Linked DNA regions of Homo sapiens: region 1 is linked to region 2. A link is a loop called in an ENCODE intact Hi-C map of the cell type or tissue named here. Cell type or tissue: Caco-2. All regions are shown on one strand. Links, peaks and the distances in the headings refer to the core of each region. The heading gives the core; the rest is flanking DNA. Region 1 has its middle 160 kb from the start of CYRIA. Region 2 has its middle 91 kb from the start of LINC01804.

Evidence for each region. Hi-C counts contacts between places; a loop is a spot of excess contacts. Peaks named below come from ENCODE experiments on the same cell type or tissue, not always from the same donor. Only the 100,000 strongest peaks of a DNase experiment are listed, where the experiment ranks them.
Region 1: it touches region 2 in a loop (4-fold over the local background); 2 of 110 quality-filtered maps call a loop at or near these places.

What each region holds. Positions count from the first base shown.
Region 1 is chr2:16,503,999-16,511,152 of GRCh38, reverse strand. No RefSeq gene overlaps it. Among named protein-coding and RNA genes, the nearest start is that of CYRIA, 160 kb to the left of the region's middle. RefSeq lists a silencer at 2,618-2,912. In Caco-2, for the core only: a CTCF peak has its summit at 2,714 (motif pointing right); DNase peaks (open chromatin) are centred at 2,742, 3,335, 4,572 and 4,872; H3K4me3 peaks cover 410 bases.
Region 2 is chr2:15,778,685-15,785,838 of GRCh38, reverse strand. It overlaps LOC124905976. Among named protein-coding and RNA genes, the nearest start is that of LINC01804, 91 kb to the right of the region's middle. RefSeq lists an enhancer at 3,911-4,858. In Caco-2, for the core only: no CTCF peak of the experiment used is centred there; DNase peaks (open chromatin) are centred at 3,598 and 4,501.

The DNA.
Region 1 (7,154 bases), core at 794-5,793, 730 kb before region 2:
ATGGCCCAGGGATCTTCTCTGCTAGGTTGACCAACTGGCTTCCCTTGGTTAGGTAAAATGATAGGAAAGTTGTCATCGATTGCTCTCTAAGAAGGAAGTTTGGGATTTTTTTTCTGGCCTATCAAAGCTGGCCCTTCCTGACACTTTGGTGAGAAGAGTTGATTAATTAAAAAAAGAACAAATAGTGGACACATTTTCACAAGGGCCAAGCAACCTTCTGGAAAGAAAAGTTCCTAACTCCAGTAATAGTAAACCTCAGAAGAGGAGTGAGGAGCCTTTTCCACAAAGGATTCTGATAAGACAGCCTTCTTAAAGGAAAGGCTCCTCACTCCTATTCTAAGGTTTACTGTTACTGGATCCTCTTTGAGGATATGAGACAGCCCTTACTATCAGGAGGGCAGAGGATCTTGGTGGTCCAGGCAGAAGGCCAGGTGCATTGTGAGGGAAAGGTGGGATCTTGTAGCACTTGTGGCTGAGGATGGATGGATGGCGCCCCAGCAGACTCAGCCTTGGTGGCCCAGGAGACAGCGTTTAGCTCAATGACTGAATGTATCAGTAGAAACTGCAAAAGCTGTAAGCTTGGGAGCACTGTGATCTTGCAGGGCCAGGCCAATAAGAGCACCACACAGTGGACTCGTCAGTCTCTCCAGAGCCAGTTTTCCATAGAAGTCCACTATAGTGCTGACCAGACTCCAGCTCTCTCTTTCATCTGGCATTTGGAAGCAGAACTAATAATCCCTTTGTCCTGAGCAAGACCTAAAGGTTTTTGAGAGGTTGTTGGACAACTGGAGGTGGGACAGGGGTTGATTTTGAGAAAGAAAAAACTTCCCGCTAAGTGGGCGAATGGACTTTGGATGATTAACTGGAAAAATTAGACACCTTTTCATATATTCCCAAGCAGGTGAAATAGTCCCTACCAGTCTGATGCATAATAGGATTCATTCAATCTGCCTATACAGGTGTGTTGAGACAATTTGTCAGTGTATCATCTGGGTCTGGCAGAATACCTGGCACATAGTATGTCATCAGCCAATGTTTGTGGCCTTAAGCTCCTGAAGTGACATAGATGGAAGGAAGGCTTGATGCCCCATGGAAACACTGCTGTCACTTCAAAAGCATTTCTAGGAAACTCTCTCTTTGTTGAGATAGGAGTATGTTGGGGTAGGAGTAGGGTTTGCAACACAGACAGTGGACAGAACTATCTGAGATCTCAAGAGGCTTATAGTGCCTGAGGAACACGTCTAATCCCTAGGAAGTTGTTCTAGGATGAGCAAATGGATGCGGACTCTATTAATTACTGTTGGGTTGTAAGAGATGAACTTCCTTTATTTACCTGAAGTGATGGGGATTATTCAGAGCTGATGAGAGTCACAGAAAGGTGTACCCATGACTGGCCCAGCATTTCCCAAGGAAGCCTGAGTTACACGGCTCATCAAAATCATCTGGCTTTGCAAGGCAGGGATGCAAAAATATTCCCACAGGTCTTGGCAGCCACAGGTTGACTATCAGGATATCTTTGAGAGGAAGGCACACAAGGAGGCCAGGGATGCCAGGAGCAGCCGGGCAGCCTTCAGAAGACGATGGACGCAGGGTAGCTTTGGGGAGCAGGTTATCTGTCATGCCATGTGGCAGCAGGGCTTCTTCAACAGTCTGTTTCTGTTGCTCCTTTTGCTAAAACCCAACCACTCTACCCTCTCCCCATATATCCCTTCTTTGCCCTGTACTTCTGCCTACTCATTCATGTGTTAGGCCCCTGTGATTTAGAGATAGCCTTTGAGTTTCTCAAGGTCTTCTCTTTTCCAGACCAAACCCTCCCACTTTCTTCTTCAGGGCTGCACCCTCCACTGGGGCTCAGTAAACCTTGTGCTTCAGACCATCCGGGATCTCCTGAGGGAGCCCCCCAGCCCAGGAGAGGGAGCCCTGAGCACATTTCACCCAGGACTGCAACTCTGAGAAAGTGCCCAAGTCTCTTTGTGCCTCAATTTTCTCAGCTGTAAAATGGAGATAATAACATGGGCTGCAAGCCTCAAAGCCGGGGTCTAAGGGAAATTTGCCTCTGCCTGGGGGTTCTGGAGCTCTGCGCTTGTAAGGGTGATAATTGGACAGGTTTATGGAGCTAGCTCTGTCTTCAGAGGCCCTTCCCTCTTGATTCTCACTGTGGCTCCCATCCTCTGAAACCTTTTCATGGTTGAGACCTGCCTCCCTGAGAGCCGGGAAGAAGGAAGGCCTTGGGATGATCCCTAAGGTAAAGTGAGTGACACAGCTGAGTTTCAAAGCGGTCACATGACTTGATCATACAGAAAGTAGCTAGCAGAGGACAAGGAGCAGGACAAGCTGTCCCACTGCATGTGGCATATCAGGAGAAACTGCCCTCTTCCACGCCGCACAGCCAAGGGGTTCCACGCACAGATTAGGAGCTCAAATGCACCTGGTTTTGATTCTTGGTTCTGTCCCCAGAACTATATCCCCTGGGACAAGTTACTTAACCCCTCAGAGCCTCAGTTTCCCTCCTTGCCTATTAGCGGCTGTGGAGACGATCAATCCCCTTCATTAAGGGATTACGACTGTACCAGTGAGGACACCTGATAGGAGTGGACCCGCTTGTCGCCTCCACGGTAACCCGGGAAACCGAGGCCGGAGTTTGGGAAAATTTGCCCAGGGCCAGGCGGCGACCCACGGATGCCAGCGGAGCGCCCTTCCTGCTGTCGTAGCGCCCCTAGATGGTGCTGGTGCACCGGGCAGCGCCGCCACGGGCCCCGCCCACCCATGCCCGCTCCCAGGCGGCCGCAGAAGCCGCAGACGCCGCAGCGGCGGGGCAGGGACAAAGGAAGGAGCGGCGGGGGCGAGGCTACCCTGCGGCCCGGTGGGACCCCTGCAATGCAGAGCCTAGCTGCTCAGCCGAGGGAGCGCCGAGCCGGGCGGGAGCGGGCGGGCCTGGGGCGCGGGGAGTGCGGGCCGCCCGCCACCACCAATGCAGGGAGCAGGTGGGCTGAGCGCGCCCGACTTGCAGGGCTCTGGGAGCCGGACTGTGAGCCCTCCTTCGTGCCAGGCCTCGCGGTGGGGGGATCCTGGAAAGTCCCTTCGTGTCACTTGCTAACCCAGGTTCCTCTGGCTTTCACCCTTTGCATGATTACTGACCCAGAGATTCTGTGCTGCAAGGGACAAGCCCAGCGCCTGGGGGAAGAAGCAGCTGTGGCGATCTGAGGGGTCCCTCCAGCGCCCAGAGCGTCAGTCTCCCCACCTGCAAAGTGGGCATGATGATGCCCGCCCCGCCTTGTTGACTTCCTCACTCAGCAAATCGTTCCCGCCCTCCTGCTCATGCCCAGCAGCGGCGCCAGGCTCTGGGACATCCCTGAGGAATGAGAGCAGCCTTTCCTCTGAAGGGGGCCCAGTGGACCGGCCAGACAGACAGGAGCTTCAGAGGCCCGTGCCCAGATAGAGCGGCTGGTGAGAGGAGAAACTCCAGGGAGGATAAAGAAAGCTTGGGGAAATGCCCTGAGAACCACACGGCTGCTGTGAGCATTGTTATTCCGCCAAGTGAGGGCGAGTGATTTTAAAGCCCTTTTCACCCTTGTTCTGAGACTGAGTCTACAGGGTGGGTATTCCCAGCTCTCACTCCACATTGCTCCTCTCAGGTGAAACAGGATTGGATGCCGGTTAACAGAAAGCTCTGAGCCAAACTAGATGCGAACCTTAGCTCTACCCCACTTGCTAACTGAGAGACACTGGGCAGGTTAATTCACTTCCCCAAGGCTGAATTCCCCCATCTGTAAAAATGGAGATTAAAAAAAGGTATATTGCTAGATTTCAGGGAGATTTGTAGTAATATGTATTGCTACATTATGTTTAGTTGCTAAGTAATGCAGCAGAGAGACTTGGGAATCAGGAAATATGGATCCTGTTTCCACCCCATGTGACTACCTGGTAGAAGGGTCTGGGAGAAGCCTTTTCTCCTTAGCTATTGGGTTACCCCTCCATGCAAGCTAGACGCATGAAGGGCATGAGGCCATCTGGAGGCCAGTGTCCCCTCCAGCCCACTCCCACAGCCTATGTGCTTACAGACAGGCTGGAAGACCACTTTGTTCCATCCCATAGGGGGAAATAGTGTAATGGTGAAGGACATGTACTCTGGGGCCGGAGAGCCTGCATACATTCCAGCTGCATCACGTTCTAGGTGTGACCTTGGGCAAGTTACCAGTGCCTCAGTTTGCTCATCTGTAGGATGATAACAGTAATAGTATAAAATTTGGCTCGAGTGGGCGAGGTGGTAGTTACAAGAAAATTCAAGCATGATTATCTCAACATAAAAGAAGTTTATGTCTTATTCATAAAATAGGCCAGGGTAGTTTCAGATGAGCAGAGGATTCTGTTCCCGTAATTCAGGGGACTCAGGCTGGCAGTTGTTGTCAGCTGTAACACTTGATTTCTAAAGAGGCCCTGAGGGAGAGGAGTATGGAGGGGAGCTCGTGGGAGCTTTAAGGCCTGTGACTTCAGGGAGGCACCTGTACTTTCCACTCCCATTCCATTGGCCAGCACCAAGTCTCATGACACCCTCCCTCAACCCAGGGGTAGGCTGGGATATGGAGCCTTGGCTGTGAGCCCAGGAAGAAGACATCGATGGACTACAAAAACCAGGCAGCAGCCTTTGTCACAGTGACCTATGTCAGAGGGTTATTTTGAGGATAACATTACTAGTTTAATATTTGTAAAGTACTTAGAACAGTGCCTGCCACATGTTGACACTACATAAATATTTGCTATTATTATTTTTACTGCTATTCTTGTCCCTTAAGAATTCACTGAATATATAAACTGGGAAGCCACCTAGAATTCCAGCCAGTGCTGCAGAACATTGTTTGGGCAGCCTCAGAACACCGCACACCCGCCTTGTCAATCTCAGCAAATTCAGGCCATGTGAGCTTCTTGCTAATGCATTTTGTTTCTGTACTGACAGGGAGGCCTGCTGGAAAATGTATCTTTCTGGAGGCTCTTTGTGTCATTCTGATGCTTGAGGAGAGCCTCTAGCTGTGCTGACTCTGGTCTTCACCTTTAAATGCACATACTGATCCCGGGCAATGGTTGCACACGCGCCTCCTCCGCTCTTCGGGTACCAGTTCTCAGGTGCTACCTCTCGCACAGTGCTACAGTAGCAAAAAGACAGGATCACAGAGGTTACTAAAAGAAGGACAGCTAACAGTTGGATCTGACAAACGCTGGTTATTAAAAGTTACTTAAGGTCCAGTGCGATGGCTCATGCCTATAATCCCAGCACTTTGGGAGGCCGAGGTGGGCGGATCACTTGAGATCAGGCGTTCGAGACCAGCCTGGCCAACATGGTAAAACCCCCATCTCTACGAAACATACAAAAAATTAACTGGGCATGGTGGTGGGCACCAGAAATCCCAGGTACTCAGGTGGCTGAGGCAAGAGAATCACTTGAACCCAGGAGGTGGAGGTTGCAGTGAGCTGAGGTCACTGCACTTCAGCCTAGAAGACAGAGCAAGACTCTGACTCAAAAAAACAAAACAAAACAAAAGTCACTTGACACCTTTGCCCCTCAGTTTACTTATCTGTAAAATAAAGTCAGGAAACAATAATGGCTGCAGAGGACTTTTTAAAGGTGAAAATTAATGTATATGAAGCCCCAAGCACTGTGTTAGGCATAGAGCACTCTCTTAATACTTAGTGGCAACTTTTGCGCCATCAGTCTTAAACTTTGACTCATTGTCACCTTTGCATTTCTGGAGTGATTAATGTGCACCACTTAGAAGTAAAATAGGTTGGTGTAAGTGGGCTGCCAGGATCCTAGCCTTTCAAAATGTCCACCCGCTTGTCCTAGCCTAGGGCCTCATGCCTCAGACACCCAAACTTTCAAGTGAGAAAGTCAGAGCTTGACATAGAGGGCACTTCTGTCAGCCTGCCTGTTCCTTTCTGAGCTCTACCCCATGGCTTAAGCACAATACTGCCAACTTGTGCCATGCTTCTGCCTTGCTAGGAGCCCTCAATGCCAAAGGCAGTAGTCAGTAATTTTTGTTTGGAGATAAGGAATGAAAGCTGTGTTAGGAAGTGATTTAAAAAAAAAACAGCATTGGTGAAAAGAATGAGTACTTTAAAATAACCTTATAACATTATGGAATCTTGACACGCAGTCTTTAAATCACTTAACTATAGCATCTACCCTGCGCCCAAAGCTGTCTGAGCCCAATGTCACCAACAGTGACATTATGTACATGCCTCCATGTACATAATTTATTGCTTTGGATTTCACTATTATTGCATTATAAGTCACATTTCCTATTAGGCAAATTATGACCCCAAGAGCCGGTGGTATGCTAAATATATGCCACCAGCTCTCCAGGAAAAATGTATATGCATATATTTTTATAACTTGCATATAGATAGATAGATAAATTGAATATGAATTTACTAAAGTAAAGTATGTATACAATAATTTAAAAATAATAAACTAATTTTCTTCATTCTAAATTCCATATAACCAATTTATTCTAATAGAAGTCAATTGCTTTCATTGATTTTTGCCAAACTCTTATATTTGTTGCCAATCTGTGATGGCTATTGATAATGCATGTAGTTTAGACATGAATATTAGTTGGTATTCTCATTTTAGTTAAGACGAAAGTGAAATAATGAAGATGTATGTTTGAATCTCATGTGTTCCTCAATGACATGAGCAAATCTTTTGCTGACCCAGAGAATTATTTTGGAATAGTGAAACAATATTTTCTCAAAAATGTTTTATGTTATTCACAATGTAACCAATAAAAACATAACACACTTTTAAGTTTAATTTGCCTTTATTAACATTTTATCCATCACTCTTTTACATATAAGTAACTAACAAATCAATAAATTGAGCCCTGATTTGTAAGCTTTGCTTATTTTCATGGTGTAAATACTTCCAACAATGACCATTTAAAGCTACCAAGGTAATTTCACTGAACATGAGATTACTTATATCACTGTATCTGGATGGTGAAAATACTATATCATGGTGTGCATTTATCTTTTCAATTTCATCTGCAGTTTAGATAATAGCAAACTGTGGTGCTTTTGAATTAGAAAGTGGTGATTTTGAATATTTATTACTGTTCATCTCACTATTATTGCATTATAAGTTATATAATTCAATTTTT
Region 2 (7,154 bases), core at 985-5,984:
GGTGGCATGTGGTTTGAGTTTGCAAGTGTATTTCCTCTAAGTCTAATGAGCCTCTGAAAGTGATTAAGCAGAAGACAGAAAAGCTGAGCCAATGCCTCTTTATCGGAAGAAATGATATCAAGCCTCGCGCCCCCAAACCCATTTCCCACCAGCTCCCTCATCCTCCCCCAAATAGTGTCGTGGAAATTCCAACCCGAGTCCCTAAACAGCAGAGGAGATGGGGCCTGGCTGGCAGGCATCCCCTGTCCCCTGCACCTCTGGCGCCTTCTTTCTCATTTGAAGGGAACTGGACACAGCCCAGAGCTCCGGGTCAAGCCCTGGCACAGCCCCTGCCCCACCGGTCCCCTTGGGTGGAGTCGTCCTCAGCCTCTGCTCTGCTCACAGCTTCCCTCTGCTATGAAGGATGCCCTTCCCAGCCTCACTGCCAGAAACATCCTGCTCCTTTTCCCAAATCTCCAAGAAGTGGCCCTCACCGCAGCACCTCCTCTCACTGAGTTCACATGTCCACATGGGATTGTAAGTTTCTCCGCCTAGGGGCTTCTCCCTCACCCATTCGTGAGCTCCGGGAGGGTACGGCCCCCGCTGCCCTCGGCACACAGGGTGCTTTGGTGAATGCGCTGGATGAAATGGAAGAAACTCAGCCTCAGGTTCTCTCCAGCCCGCAGCCTTCCTCCCTGAAGCTTCCTGTAAAGACAATTGTGCAAATGGCCCTCAGGTGTCCTGAGAGCCCCAGGCCAGCCCTGCTCCTCATCCTGACCCACAGAGAAAGGCCCCAGAGCCAGCTCCCACCCTGTGCCCCTGAGCAGACACCTCCACTCTTCTCTGGCACCTCCCCGCTGGAGAGGTGGAGTCAGGTGGACGGGATTTTTAACACCTGTGCCTGCTGCAGGCTGAAGCGCCACATGGGGATGTAGAAGTGGTCAGGAAAGGCCAGGCATGGGTGGACACTGAAGCAGATGCTGAAGGAACAGCCCAGAAGGAGGGACAGGGTGCCGAAGCCTGGAAGCCCTGCTTTCAGGGTCTCGGAAGCTCCCTACTCCCCCTACCCCACCCCAGGGCAAGGAATGCTGTATCCAGGGCCCCTGACAGTTGTGTCATTGCCCTGCAGTGATGTGGCATGGACACATTGGCCTGTCTGGGTGCATTGCCCTGGCTGGGGGTGTTCAGGAAGCCGAGGCTGCCCCCATCGCACTCCGACAGCTTCCTGCAAGTCACTTCCCATTGTGCGGGGCCGTCCCACCTTCTTCTGAGAATGGAAGAGATGAGCATAGGCCTTGGAGACCCCTGCAAACGAACTTGAATCTGATAATGCCACAACTAAGCTAATCCCCATAACAGTGCAGGGTGGACATGAGGCTTAAAAAACAAGACAGTGGTCACCAGCCATCCCCTCCCAGCAGTCCCCTCCCAGCCATCCAGCACATTATGATTTCCACAGCCCTTTTACTCCTGGTGTCTCAGACCATCCAGGTCACCTGGGAGCCTGGTCGGGCAGGTCGCCTGAGGACTGATCTTGGAGGTATCTTTCAAGACCACCCATGCCATGGAGTGGAGCTGGAAACGGCTGCTCCGCCATGGGACATGTCAGTCTGTGTGACCAGCGTACAGAAGAGTGACTGCAAGTGAGGCTGGGGAGGTAAACAGAACAAATCCAATTCCTTAGCTGCCCAGCTAAAGAGACTGGCTTGCCTGCTGGTGCTAGAGGCACCAAGGAACTCTGCAGGGGAATGATGAGGGCATTCTGTGCCAGGGAAAGCCACTCTGGGAGCCACAACAGGGCTACATTGGCTGGGAACTCCCTCATGAGCTGTGGCATGTGGTGGGAGGTGATGGCTTGGACTCTACAGGGGTTCCCGCAGCCACATGGGGAGCTCTGGCAGACAGGCACCAGAAGCTCTCAGAAGACAGGTGTCAGGAAGAGCTGGGGACACCAGGAAGAGCTTCCTGCAGGAAGCATCACAGTGGCTGACTTGAAGTAGCAGTAGGTTTGGACAAGCAAAGAGAGGGCACTGTTATAATGAGGAGGTTGGGTGCCTTCAACCTAGGAAAGGAGATCTGTGTGTCCCAGGGTCATGGGTAGAGACTCTCTGACTATGGGAGGATGCGAAGCCATGGAGCGTGCTGGCGGCCGGCTGCCCAGCACAGGGAGAAAACGCCATGGCTGGCTCTGACATGTATCACTGTCCCTGCAAGACACCATCCCACGTAAGTCCCCAAATTTGTGCTAAGGACAGGGCCTGGGAAGGAAAGAAGTCTTCCTACAAAGATTGAAAAGGACTTTGATGTCATAGACTCCAGCCCCCTGCCTGGCTCTGACATACCCTCTGTCATATCTACACTGAGTCCTTCACCAGCTCATGGACACCCAACTTCAGGCACGGGGACCTCCCTTCTCAGAGCAAGCTTTGCCAGCTCTTGCATTTCAGTTCACTTCTGAATACTGAATTGTAAACAACACCTGTCCATCTTTTGGGAGGAAATAGGACCACCGTGATCTTCAGGGCAGAGGAGATTCTTTCTCGGTGTTAAATGCAAAGTTGGCCCTTACTATAGAATGACTGTCCGGGATTAGGGAGTGCCTGACAAGAGCTGAGCCCTCATGGACTGGGAGTGAGGAGACTTGGGGTCTGGTCCCAGCTGCTCTTACCGCTTGTGCCTGTCACTTCATCTCTCCAGACCTCAGTTTGCTGATCTGAAAAAAGAAAATGAGGTTAATTTATCCCCATTTCATACGGCTGTTAGGATGAACAAATACATTCTCGGGTGTGAAAGCACGAAGACACTCTAAATGCAAGTTATCATTGATGATTCTTGCTGGTAGTTGGGTAGTGGGGATGATAATAATGTCCACTAGAACGCACTCTCTAATGAGTTTCAGTAACTTAAAGCACAAAGCCAAGGTGAACATTCAACCTGCAGCCACAGGGCACAGGTCACAGCTCAGCCCTGGAGAGATTTTTTTTTTTTCCCACAAACTACCCTCCAAAGGAACAGACCATGCTTAGAGGAGTGAGCTCCCTGTCACTGATGGTATCCAAGCAGCCTCTGGGTACCCCGTTGCCTCTGATGATATAGAGGAGCTCCTGTCCCAGGGAAAGGAGTTTTGGAGTACGAACCAGCGATTTCTCAGAATGTTCTGGCGCAGAGAGGGTGACTCAAACCATTGCTCCATTGCTTTAATTCCTGCTTCCCACTTCCCCTTGGCAGCAGTGGGCGTGCCATTGTAAAATCCAATTCGTGGGTTGGATTCCCTGCCCCCACATCACACCCCGCTTCACATGCTCTGCCATGCATTCCTCTGTCAGGAGCTTGAAATAGGTCTCCAGGCCAGCTGGAGAATCAGGGTGGTCAGGGACCCCCCTCAGGGGTGGGAGAGGGAGGATGGAAGAGAAGACTCCAGCGACCTTCCTCTGCGGTTATCTCCTCCCATCTGTAAACAGCGCCTGGCCCTCCCCGGGGCAGCCGCAGCCTCACACTCCGGGTGACAGGGTGTTTGGACATTCGGAGACCCTCACCCGCCCGCCTTTGTTCTCCAGGCTTAATGAAGGGACTGCTAAAATCCCAGTTGCCAGATAAGATGACAGGGCAGTCTTTTAGGGTTATGGATGGTACACATGAGGTGACAGGATGAATTCCTGTGTGCAGAGGGATCTGAGCCCCCGCCTGTGACCAAAAGTGTACTCATCTCAACTGGTACAAGTCTGGTCCTTCAGCTTCCAAAACAAACATTGCTCACTCATGCAGAAAGATTACAGGAAGACACCAGGAGAGGGGCATTTGGGGAGCAAAGTACACTGCCTGCAAAACCAAAGCCCAGACACACCCAAGAGGGTCTGTCTCTACCCTCAGCTCACCTTCAGCCTGGGTCACTTCCTATTTCTTTCCCATTCATGATAAGAACCGCATCTCACTAGTTGCATTTTAGTTTACAAAGTGCTTTTACTTGATTTCACGGGACCGTCATACCTCCTTGAGGGTGAGGATGTGACAGAGAGACTGGATGACATCTGGTGTGTCACCTAGCTCTCTGCACTTGGGCTGACTCGCTGGGCTTTCTGAGCCTCTGTTTCCCTTGCTGGTGAGTGGAGATTCTCGCAGGGCTGTGGCAGGGCCATCGTGAGACAGCATATTGGGAAATGCCTGCAGCCTTCCTGACTTGAGCTGCCATTGTTCCATTGTCACGGGCAGCTTGGGAAGGTAGCGTCTTCTGCTTGGTTCACTGCTGTGTCCAGCACCTAGAAGCCTCATGGAATAGAACTGGTGCATGTTACATTTTTACTGGCTGAATAAATATTCATGGATGTATTTGTGGGTTTCTCGGGCTCTGCCAGAGCCGTCGTGGCTGTAGAGTAGTTACAGGCGGGAGAGGCTCTTGCTCGGACTCTAAGGGGTCTGCCCCACATGGTGCTTCCCAGGCATCTCTGGCCATGGATGAAAGGCCTGTTCAGAGCCTCCTCCCTGGCTCCTGGCCGTGGCCCTGGCCCGTCCCTGAGCCACTCGGCAACTCTGGGTCAGGGAAGTTGCCTTCTCCAGCCACTGGGGGCTGCAGCCACCCTTGGCTTCCACATCCCACCTTAGGCTGCCAGGTGGGCCCACACTTGTATCATATCAAGAAGCAGCATCTCCCTTACTCACACACTCTCACACACACACTCACTCACACACACACACACTCTCTCTCACACACATACTCTCACACACACACTCACACACACTGACACACTCTCACACACACTTACACACACATTCCCACACACTGTCTCACACAGACAACACACACACTCACAGACACTCCCACAGACACTCCCACACTCACACACACACTCACACACACACACACACACACACACTCACACACACACTCCCCCACACACACACACACACACACACTCCCGAGTGTCTTGCCAGGGCTGGTCTAGAGACCAGAGCCTGGTTCCTGGGACCTGCCCAGTCTCCGGAAGGAACTTGACCATGACTGCAGGCATCACTCCTGCTCTTCTCACTCACTTATGAGTTCTCCAGAGCTCTGGGGGGAAACTCCCCTTGCCCTACCCCTCCCTCCAGCCCTTAGAAACTGAAGGCACAGGACGGACCGTAAGGACATCAGCACTGGAGGTGACAGTCCAGTTTGGGACAGAGTGATACCATTTCTTTTTCATTTTCTTCAACCTTGAGCAGCCCCCTTCCAGCACTTTGTATGTTGCTGGAATCCTGCTCGCTTCTAGATCTTATGAACTCATTTGCCTAACCCTAGCCGGAAGCCTGTTGGTGGTTCCAAGGCAGATGAGGCACTGGGAGTTGTGCTTTCACCACGTTGCTGATGAGCCTTGATTTGCCCACAGTTGTGCTTCCTCGGCCCCACCCAGGAGCTCAGTGGGCCCAGGGGGCCTGCCCCTGCTGGGGAACTGACAGGGGCTGGTCGGAGGGCCTGCCCCTCAGCTGCCCAATCAGAGGCCCAAGGGGCAAAGCCAACAAAGGACCCCGGGGCAGAGTCTGTGGGGCGGGGGTCAGTCTGATGCATTATGTAACAGAAAATAGGCTGTGACAGAGAACAATAAACACTGGGCCTGGGAGAGAGACTGTTTTTGGCAACTGCCTGGTTGGTGGAGAGATGCTTCTTCTCCCACTTTCTTCCTCCCACTGACATAGCCACATGGGACAAAATGCCCACTTAGGGAAGCCCCTGCAGATATATTTGCCTCACAAGTTCCCTCCACCCTCACCAACTCTCACTGCAAGAGCTAGCCTTGCTTCTGCCTTCAGCTGGGCTAACCCTAAGTCCATCTGCACCCCACAACGATTGTAAGGCATGTGGAGGCTATACCACCCCTTCTCCATAGCCCTCTATGGCTCCACATTGCCCCAGGGTAAACACTGACCACTGAGACTGGGAATGCAATGCCTTCCTCAACTCCTCAACTCCCAACTCTCTCCCTTCACCTTAGGCTCTGCTTCTTGGGACAAAGTGGGCATCACCCTCTACTTTCTTGCCACCAGGCATCCTACTGCTGTTGTCTGAAATGCCTACCCCCTAGTTCTTCCTCATCTATACATCTTCATTATTATAATTTTTCAAATTCTAACTGAAAACTCACCATGGCCCTTAACCCCCTTTGTATACAGGATGAGTTCTTTCTCCAGAGCACAGTCCTTGCACCTTCATTTTGTAGCTGGCTTTTGCAGGTTTGTCTTCCTGTACTATTATGAACTGCTTGGGCAAAAGAACTGTAACCACTTCATTGTTTTGTGCCCATCCCTGCCATGGAAGAGTTCAGATCAAGAGGGTGAGGCAGACATTTAAAGAGATGCATGCGGCCGGGTGAGGTGGCTCAAGCCCAAATCCCAGCATTTTGGGAGCCCAAGGCGGGCGGATCATTTGCAGTCAGAAGTTTGAGAACAGCCTAGCCAACATGGCGAAGCCCCATCTTTACGAAAAATACAAAAATTTGCTGGGCATGGTGGCATGTACCAATAGTCCCAGCTACTTGGGAGGCTGAGGCAGGAGAATCACTTGAACCCGGTAGGTGGAGATTGCAGTGAGCCAAGACTGCACCACTGCACTCCAGCCTGGGCAACGGAGTGAGACTCTGTCTCAAAAGTAATAATAATAATAATAATAATAATAATAATAAACAGATGCATGTAGCAAAGCTTTAAAGGTGCCACAGCAGAAATACCCATGGTGCATTTGTTTTTGTTTAATTTTGTTTTGAGACGGGGTCTCTCCCTGTTGTCCAGGTTGGAGTACAGTGGTGCAATCATGGCTAAGTGCAGCTTTGAATTCCTGGGCTCAAGTGATCCTCGTACCTCACCCTCCTGAGTGGCTGGGACTACAGGCACGTGCCACCACCCCCAGCTAATTTTTTACTTATCTGTAGAGACTGGGTCTCACCATGTTGCCCAGGTTGGTCTTGAGCTCCTGGCCTCAAGCGATCCTCCCATCTCAGCTTCCCAGGCTGCTGGGACTATAGGTGTGGGCCATCATGCCCCGTCCCCATAGTGCATTTGTTTAAAACTCTAGGCCATGGGATCCATGTGGACCAAAGAGCTAAGAGGAGAAATGGCTGGCATAGACAAGGAACCACAGCAGTTAGTTGAGTACTGCTGGAATGCTCTTGCGGGAGAAGACAAGCCTTGTGTGCCATGCTCTCATT